Regions from separate parts of the Mus musculus genome. Here region 1 is linked to region 2. A link is a contact called in ENCODE Hi-C or POLR2A ChIA-PET data. All regions are on one chromosome and are shown on one strand. The core of a region is the stretch at or near the end of the contact, and the rest is flanking DNA. Distances in the headings are between cores, read along the strand shown. Region 1 has its middle 56 kb from the start of Sh3glb1. Region 2 holds the start of Selenof (selenoprotein F).

Region 1 (5,021 bases), core at 2,318-4,817, 95 kb after region 2:
GTGGCATGCAAGTAGATGTGATGCTAGAGAGGTAGCTGGTAGTTCTTACATCTGGGTTCATAGGCGGCAGGAAGATAAAATAAGCCAGCAGGCCTGGCTTGAGCTACTGAAACCTCAAAGCCTTCTTCCAACAAAGCCACACCTACTCCAACAAGACCGCACCCCCTAACAGTGCCACTCCCTATGAGCCTGTGGGGGTCAGTTTCATTCAAACCATCACAGGGACACAAGGACATCAATCATGTTTTTAGGTGACAAAATCTGAGAGGCCTAAAAGGTTGGATGTCTGAATCAATAGCAAGTTTTGACAGACCAGAGTCAGTTCGTTCCAAATTGTACGTTGGCTTAGGCTTAAATAATCCATTAGATGTGCAGGTTGTTAGCTTCTGACTCAGTTTACACTGAAAGACAAGTAGAGTTGTTTTAGTTCACATCACAGACTCAGTTTGAACCTAGAGCATAATGCGGTAGCTACCAACGTGAACCCAACCCTAAATGATTGAACAGACATTGCTCACTATAAGACTTTTACAGAATAATAATAACAATTTCTTTCCTAATATGGTCCCTAATCTAGGGATCTTCTCATTATGCTGTCCATTTTCCCAGCTTATTATGTATATTTTATACTTATTTATTCACCCATTTAATTTGCTGAACATAAATGTTGCATTATACCAAGTGTATATCAGAAGCAGTTCCGGAAAGATCACAAAGACATGAACAGAACCTGGCCCCATGCTTTAGACACTGAGCATCTAAGAGACCAGACAGAAAAGCAGATGACAGGACAAGGGGGTAACTACTTTAATCTGCCTCAGAACGACGGTTTGTGCATGATACTGGAAGCAGGCAAGAACAGTCAGTGTGGGCTTGACCCAAGGATATTTGACTTTTCCTCCTAAAGAGCCACACCCATTTCAGTTCTTATCTGCGGGTCGGGTCCTGTCCTCTCCACTACGTGAACGGACACACTGGGCCTGCAGACTGTTGAATGGAACTGTAGCCAAAGTGTCAGGACCACAGCCTGGGCTCTGGCAGCTAGTCCTTACTGTTTGAGGAGATGGTCTGCTTCTTGGGAGCTGCCTATACTTGCTCCAGCAGGCAACTTCATCATCGTGAATAATTAACACCATCTGAGGAGGGAGTCTGCTTTACTGGGCAGTGCCCCAACATGGTTTGTAGCAGTGAGTTTGGGCTACACTGCTTTGTGCTCCAGGAGGATCTCATGTGTGCACTCACCCAGGAGCTATATCTTTGGATCCTCGAATGAAAGGCACACACACACACACACACACACACACACACACACACACACACACACACATTAGCTTACTTTTAAAATGCCTTAGCTACCACAAAGGCTGGGCACTCCTAAACCTTCTTCTGCTACCCCAGGCCCAATTAGGGAAGTGGCCAGTGGCCACTTACTTGAAATCTCACATGGCTGGTTGGCTCTATCTCCTGCAGCTCCTACATCCATCCCATTCTTCTTCCACATGTCATGGCAATTCTGCCTCATTCTTTTCTGAGTCTTAACCCACACACCTCTAAGGGTCCGGCCCCATGTCCAACCATTGGCCGCTGGCATCTTTATTGATTGATCCATTTGGTACAAGGACCTTTAGCCTGTGGACAGATTCCCAATTGAATCAAAGCAGTTGAACCAATCTCCAACAGGGGTAGGCATCAACACCTGTATCAACACACCAATTATAGAGACAATAAATGGAGAAAAATCAAGATAGGGGGTGTTCACTGCGGCCACACTTCTGATTCTGCAAGATGGTATATATAGTTGTTCTTATTGCTGGAGGAGATGGTGTGCTTCTCAGGACCTGCCTACCCTTGCACCAGCTGGCAACTCTGCTTTCATAAATAGTTAACATCCTCTGAGGAGGGAGTCTGCAATGGCTGGCAGTGCTCTTCCTGGAATCCTATGTAACTGACCACAGGTTCCTGGCTTATCTGTCTTGTGCCTTTAGCCTTGAAGGAGGGAGGAGATAAGGCAAGGTAGACAGACACTCCTTGTGTGACTAACAAGCTGACTCAGACAGCAGAGATACCATAGTAGAACTGAAAGAGACCCTCAAGATGGAGACAGAGCTTCCAAACTTGAATCTCAGGAGCCTAAACTCTCAGGAGCCCAAACGATGATTCAACGCTCTTTCGTAGCAGCAGTTTCTAAATGCCCACTACAATGTGTTGCCTGACAAAACAGGAAGGTGTGTATCTAATTCACCCCAGATAAAGAACTCATGACAGACCCAAATACAGATACCAAAGTGCAACTGGTAAATCGGTGAGTTTTATTGGGGTTACTTAAAGGAATGTGGGTGAGAGGTTACTTACAGGAGCAGAAATGACTCAAAGACAGCAGCATCACCAAAGGCTCCCCTAGCATGAGTGACAGTTCATAAAACCCGGGAAACCTGGAGCTCATTGCCCAGCCTGCAGGCAGCTCAACAGGTTAGAGAGTGTTCTCTTCCGTTGACTCTGCACTAAACCTCTTCCAGGCAGCTGGTCTGCTCTCAGAGTATCTGCAGCTTTTCTCCTCCGAGAGATGTCTTAGCCACTCTGTTCCCCTAGGCTCAGAGGGACATGGCTTACCCAGGCAGGGAGGGGCTTAGTGAATCTGCTCAGTTTCAGGGACTTCCCTAAGCTATTTTGAGTTGTTTACTTTCCTGCTTAAGGAACTTTCCAGCAGGATGGGATGTTTCCATCGTGGGGAAAAAAAAAACATTTACAGAATACAATGCAAAAGAATCCACGCTTAATTCATCCATACAATTTCAATCCATCAAACAGATGTAAGGGAAGAAAGACACCAGGCTGCAGTGAAGGTGAGTGACTTATATAAGTTCATCACACCCAGGCTTAAAATCCCCTGTGCTCACTTTTGTAGCGTTCAACATGTGAGCGTGGCCCACGGACAGTCACACACAGAGCCTGAGCAAGAACTGACGTAGGGCATCACTCTGAGAAGAATCCACTGAAGTGCCTCCGCTGCAGAGATGCTAATGGTCCCGAGAAGTGTGTGCTCCTCTCAGGCACTAATGGCCTATTAGGACCCCACAGTTCTGGCACCTTCTTACCTTGTTAATGACTACGATTAGTTATCCACCATGGTCTGACCCTGAGAAAGCCTGTCCGATGTCCTGCCATATAAAACAGTCACTTTGCTGCGGGAGAAACCGTCTGTTTTTCCCTCTGAATTCATCACGGGGAGGTTGTTCTTTCTAATGGGTTTAGAATCTGAAGTTTCATAAAAGGCACCTTATCTCCCTGGCTTTCTCATACGTCTTCATCTGCTCTATTGACTCTCTCTGATGGAATATACCAGCAGGCGCGGCAAAGTGCTTTTTAATACTTCAGTAAACAGTTGAGAGAGAAACCTCATTACAGATAAAGTGAGAAGTGAGGTCCGACAGCCCATTTATCTTACTCAGGATGAAATAAGGGCTATTGTTCAATTAGGCTAAAGTACAATCTCTCATGTTTCCTTCCTAATGTCTTGTTTGGGAGCAGGGGTGGGGGAAGCGGGTGGCACGGTGAGTAAGCTTCTGAAATATTGCCCGGGAATGTGCAGCAGTATGTGACCTGGTGAGCCGGGCCACTGGGCTTGGCAGGGCAGCTGCTCCTGCAGAAGCTGCAGTGGATCCAGTTCTGCCACAGGAAGCCAGCCAGGCTTGAATCCCTCCGTAGGGGGTCCCTGGGAGAGAGCACGAGTTTTCAAGAGTGTGCCTGGGAAGGAAAATGGAAGGAGCCCGTGGTTGTCACTGGGAGACAAGTGTGGCTTTAAAAAGGGAATAGTTGGAAAGTCAATCTGGTCTACACCTAAAATAGATAACTTACATTTCTGCCTCGCTCCTTAGCCATTAATCATAGCAATGTTTTTGGTATTTTTTTAAATGGGGGAGAGAGGGGAGAGATGCTGGGTCAGGTATAGAGGCTAGGAAGAGGGGACAGAAGCGGGGCTCTCACTTGGCTCTTTCTTAGCCTGCTGGGCTGGTTTAGAAAATGTTTCAATGTTTCTCCTTAGATTCACATTTGTTTTCAAAGAATAGGCAAAACCCCATTTCTATTGTTAGACTGACTTTGGTGGAGGGCTAATATATTTGCTGGGAAGCACGGAGGTGGGGGCTGGGGGATGCTGTTGTGTTTTGTTTTGTTTTGTTTTGAATCAGATAAGATTTACCTTGAGATGTCTATCAGAAAGTTAAACAAAAACATCCACAAGAAAAGAAACTAAGGTCCTGAGTCATCGGAGGTCAGCCCTTCTGGGTTCAGACATGTGATATTTCAGACATGTGATATTTCAGACATGTGATATTTCAGACATGTGATATTTGTGCGCACAAAGGCTGATCTGTTAATCTTTGCACTGTGACTATAGCACTTTTAAAAACCTGTGTCTGCAGCCAGATGCTCTGACACTGAAACTGTGTCCCCGAAAACGTGTATTTGGATGGGAATGGAATATTGTTTATTCATCCTTCTCTTTACAGTGTGTGTGTGTGTGTGTGTGTGTGTGTGTGTGTGTGTGTGTGTTTACATGTGGAGGCCAGATGTAACAACCTTGGGCTTGTTACTCATAATAGCCGTCCTCCATGTGTTTTTGAGATAGGATCCCCCGCTCTCTTACTTGGACCTGCGCCTTATGGATTAGGCCAGGCAACTTGGCCAATGAGCCACACAGATCCTCCTTGTCCCTGTGTCCCCAGGGCTAGAATTATAAGCCTGTACCACACATGGCAGCTTTTCATGTGAGTTCTTGGGGTCAGCTTGGATCTTCATGAGAAGAACTGAGTTGATGATCTCAAGGGAATAGCTTAAAACTGAACTGGGTACCAGAGAGCTGGTAACACCCATCCAATTGAGGAGGGAGTCATAGGTTCCTAGGGACTCCACATGGGGTCTTCAGTGCAAATGGAATGCTGGCCCCTTGGAGGGAAAACAATGGCTTTCTATGAATCCCTGAGTTAATTTTAAGGGAATTAATTTCTAGAGTCTCAATTCTG
Region 2 (4,568 bases), core at 1,806-4,305:
TGATACAATCCTGGCCTGATCATATAATTTAAGGATTATTCTGTATTTGAAAAATAGTTATCTCTGGAGTTCTTGGAAGATTAGATAAGAATATCACAGACAACAGTTATCCAGTCACGACCTGAGTCTTTTGTCTCTTTCCTGGGGAGTCCGGATAACGGTCAGTGTCTCAGTACTGACTTTTAAGCAATACTGGTTTTATAAGGGGGTGGGAGTGGGAAGGAGGCAAGGTGAAGGACATTTACAATTTCTCTCAAGGATGAAGAAGGAAGAACACTTGAGGCCAGGAGTTCTGGCCCAGCCTGGGAAACACAACATAACACCTGTGTCTTTTAAAAATAAAAATATTTACAAAAAAAAATCTAATCAGAAGATTAATGAGCTGATATAAAGTTATATTATCTGTCATGCCGGCATCTCTGGGTTACTTTGAAAGCTATTTTTTCTCTCTTTTTTTTTTTTCTTTAAGACAGGATAATGCTATGCAGCAGCCCATACTGGTCTTGAACTCACCATCCTGGGGTGTCAGCTTTTAGAGTACTGAACTACAGGCCTGGCCCACCGTGGTCAGCCCTGGCCTATCTCTCAGAATTATTTATTCTGGCGCATAATTGCTGTTTCCCTCATAGATACTCATTTGGACGCACTTATTCCTGACAGGACTTTTTTTTTCCCATTTATGAAAACTATGAGGGTACGCATGGTTCTACCTGTGGTGTTCTATATCCTCAGCTATTCTGGTGGCGTCCACAAACAGCTTCCAAGCGCTGGAGAGGAAACTGTTAGGTCAGGAAGACAATAGGCACATTCAATCAGGTTGAGCCTCTACAGCTAGAGAATTCCAAAAGCCAATTGAAGAAATAGTAAATACAAGTGCTCATTTTAACAACTTTTAATTTATTGTAAGCTGAGTCACTTTCTTTCCTGTAAAACTGGATCATGAATGAGGCCAGACTCTGACTGTAAATGTTGTACAGATGAGCCACGTGAAAGGCAAAAGGAGATACTGTTCAACCTTCAATATTTAAACTGAATAACTTTTAGCACATAAAACCTTTCTAAATCCAGTACATACATTCAGTAGTTCTTCAAATTTCACTCTAGAAAGGAGGACTGGACTGCAAGTACCTTTGGCTTCTCTTTCACACGGAGCTGGACATCAATCAAACGATTCTTGCTTTTATAACACTATTCTTTAAAATGTGTTCAAGGCTTCCTTAAAATCTACCAAAAACTTGGAAATATCTACTATATATAAAATTTAAATTCTTTTCTGGTACTTCTTTTCTTGAAAATTAATCCGCACCCCCAAGCTGCATCTAGCTGTTCCTCAAGGTAACTTTAAATCGTGTTTAAGAAACAGGCAAGGTCAAAGTGTATGCAAAAGCTGTTTCCCATATTCAAATTACATTCTCTGAGCTGATTTTCAAGTGTCACATACATTTTTAAATCAAAACGCGTCAATGATTAAGTCCCTGTCTCCAGAGCACTTCCAAATACCAAAGTTCTCCACTATCCGGAAGCACCCGACTATCCGCGCTTTCGACTGCTGTTGCACAAGTTCGCACTCCAATTTTGTGTTTCAAGCACCCTTTTCCATTCGGGCACTGAGAGAGACGCTTTAAGAGACCCATATGGTTCACTCTCCCCACTCTTTTCCTTTCACAAGGTAAACCCTGCAATTCCAAACCCTCAACGTTCCCCTCTTGTACATGCAATCAGCCTAAACTTACGACCCCACTCTGAAGCCCAAATCAACCAGTTTAGCGTCACTCATAAAGAACTTCAGTCCCCCAGATGTCTCCTTTTCGTGCCATCATCGGCTCCGCTGTCCCACACCGCCAGCCTACCAAAGCTGTCAGTTCTAAGGTCCCTTACTGCCCTAGGCTCAGGCATGCCTGCCACTCACTACGGTGAGCCGCTTTCACTCCCCATCATTCCCGGAGTCTCCTTCCATTTCTACCCATCTCCCCGCGACGAATCTCCCCACGACCACCATCCCCAAAGGATCCTGTGCCCAGGTGCCCCTAATTCAAATTCCAGTCCCCATCTCTGCACATGACTGGGGCTTTGCAGAACGATTTGGAAGAGAAGAGAGAGGGAGCGTTTGTGTCCTCCAGCAGCACCAGCTCCAGGCAGACCTGGGTCCCCTCTCTCAGTGAAGGGCCGACGGGGCAGCCCTCTGGCCAGAGACCTCGCGCGTGCAGCTCATCAGCCCAGCTTCCCTCCCCGGTGGCGGGAGCTCGACGTGCCCGGGTCCCAGCTCTCGAGGTTCTCCGAGGCCCCCTGAGGAAGCCCACTTGCTATAGCCGGCAATGCCCACCCGCCAGCCCGGCCCCGGCGCACCGCTCGGCTGCCTCACCTAGCTTCGCCCGGGACTCCTCCAGCTTCTGGATCTGGTTCTCCAAGAAGAGCATCGCCACCGCGAAGGCCACCACCGCCAGCAGCTGCAACTTGGGCGGCATCATAATCCTGAGGAGCCCCATGAAACCCGCCGCTCGCGATCAAGACATACCGCGGGGGGCGGGGAGCGGGGCCCCGAGGGCGACCGAAGCGCCGGGAGGAGACCCCGACCCGGGAGCTGCGCGGACTGCCGCGCCGCAGCGACCCCCTCCTCCTCTCCGGTCTCCCGCCCGCGGGAGCCAGCGCCGGCCGCCTGGTGCACGCTTCTCCCCGGCCCACTCGACGGCCCTGGCGCCCTCCTGCCGCTGCCGCTGCCGCTGCCCCCTGGCTTCGGGACCCCACGGCCGCACGCCCTCTTCCCTCGCTTCCTCCCTTCCCTCCCTCGGTCGCTCGCGGCCGCGCGCTCCTCCGGTGGCGATGCGGCTGCGGCTGCGCCGCCCTCGGCCCGCCCCCTCCCCTCCCCCTCGGCCACCACGCGCACGCCTTGACGCACGCTGCCCGGCAACCAGAGGCTCCACCCCCATCCTCCGGTACAGTGGTGTTCATTGGTCCGAAGAGAGGCCGCTTCTCGCCCTTTCGGTTCGATTTACGGTTGGGTTCCTTGTCACGGGACTCAAGCAAGGCGTTGTCCGATTGGGTAAACTTGGAGGAGGCGGGGCTACTGATGGCCGAGCTGGGGCTTCGTGGATAGCCGATTGAATGTCGTGAATAAGAAGCCCCGGTGTGGGGAGTTTAGGAAAATGCCTAATTTGAATCTCTAAAAGAACCTGAGGACTGTTTAACAATCGATCACTTACAGGCTCCCATGGTCGCCTAACTAACACTCGTCTTTGTGGGATAATAGGCTTGTAGCAGTGGCCTTTCGCGGCGGGTTTCGCGTCAGGCAGTGCAGTGGACGTCCCCGGCACAGGGGTCCTCAGACCCCTGAAGATTGACGGCAGACCGCAGGGATGGCGGCAGGGCAGGGTGGGTGGCTGCGGCCCGCTCTGGGGCTGCGCTTGCTGCTGGCGACTGCGTTTCAAGCGGTGAGTGTGGACCGCCTCTGGGGCTGCCTCAAGGCTGGTCGGAGAGCGCGGATGTGGAAGGGCAAACCCGGGGCCACGCTTGGGAGCCGCCCGTGGAACGGGCTGCCTTAGCGGCCGCTTCCATCCGGAATGAAACGTGGCAGAATTCCAGCCGGAGCTCTAGAGACGATGGTTTCCTCGCTTCAGGCAGCTAGGATCGGTTTTTCAGAGCACAGAGGGTACATAGTCAGTAATGCTTAGAAAGGAGGGACGTTTCTTTGAGTGAGACACAAGTGAATGAAACTACCGCTGCTTACAAACTCCCAAACCTTAAAGGGTTTTGGTCCAGACAAGCGGTTTTCCTCGTTAACCAGACGACACGGGTTCTAAATCTCTGAAAGGAGTTAACCTGGTTTTGACTTACTTAGCTACTCATGAAGCAACTGTATTTTTGGTAAATTCCTCTATGGGAGTTTTCCACCCATATTTACATGTCTTTGTACTTAGGATACTTAAGTGATTTGTCCAAGATTTTGGAAAGTTAAAATTATACCGTAGGTCTCTAAATACTCTGTTCTTCATAGGTCTTATAGTTCACAAACGTTGTCTCTGCTTTTCTTACTTTGTCCAAAGAGTGGATTCTTAGCGTCTTACATTGCAATACAATGTTGTTTTGAAACATCTGGTACTTCAGAAAACACTTAGGGAACATCCCTTTAAACTTTTATACTGGAAACATAAGTAAATTGTTGGCTTTTCCCTCCCATTGTAGTCGTTTGAATGTGTTACCACTACCAAAAGTAACAAAGGAGTAATGTTTTCAAACTATCTTCAAAATCTCAGTAGGCTATGGCTTTGTAAATACCTGCCCCCACCCCCTTGCCAATCAATGTTTTTAAACAATTTAACCATCCTTTATGTTAGTGAAGCAGTTCCCTCATGGATGCACTGTTTGAGCTAGTTGGTGAATTTAACTAAAAACCCAAAGCTACTGTAGTTCTAGTCAGTGCCATTAACAGGGACCGCTCAGTTCTGCTGCTAACTCATCTCCCAGTAAATGACTGACTTCTTTTTCACAGCCGTCTCAGGACAATACTCCAAAAGAGCAGAAGCCTCTTAAGACCTTGCCATGGAGATCACAGATTCCCTCCTGGGAGACAA

Evidence for each region. Hi-C counts contacts between places; a loop is a spot of excess contacts on that map. ChIA-PET counts read pairs that join two places held with the same protein, here RNA polymerase II (POLR2A).
Region 1: a loop to region 2 is called in a map of Patski, with 1.9 times the contacts of the local background. The contact joins the enhancer-like site here to the promoter of Selenof in region 2. A Hi-C loop is called at or near these places in 1 of 37 maps with a recorded cell type or tissue (Patski). POLR2A ChIA-PET finds 5 or more read pairs at or near these places in 2 of 5 experiments (Patski and embryonic stem cell).

Annotation. Positions count from the first base shown.
Region 1 is chr3:144,661,509-144,666,529 of GRCm38, forward strand. No RefSeq gene overlaps it. Among named protein-coding and RNA genes, the nearest start is that of Sh3glb1, 56 kb to the right of the region's middle. Within about 2 kb of position 3,568, at least 1 of the 3 ENCODE cell types and tissues checked has a DNase peak (open chromatin) inside an H3K27ac peak, as active enhancers do.
Region 2 is chr3:144,567,372-144,571,939 of GRCm38, forward strand. Selenof (selenoprotein F) reads left to right here and starts at 3,056. Exons shown (of 5, transcript NM_053102.2): 1 at 3,056-3,428. The coding sequence starts at 3,354. It overlaps Hs2st1 (heparan sulfate 2-O-sulfotransferase 1), which reads right to left and starts at 2,845. Exons shown (of 7, transcript NM_011828.4): 1 at 2,363-2,845. The coding sequence starts at 2,486.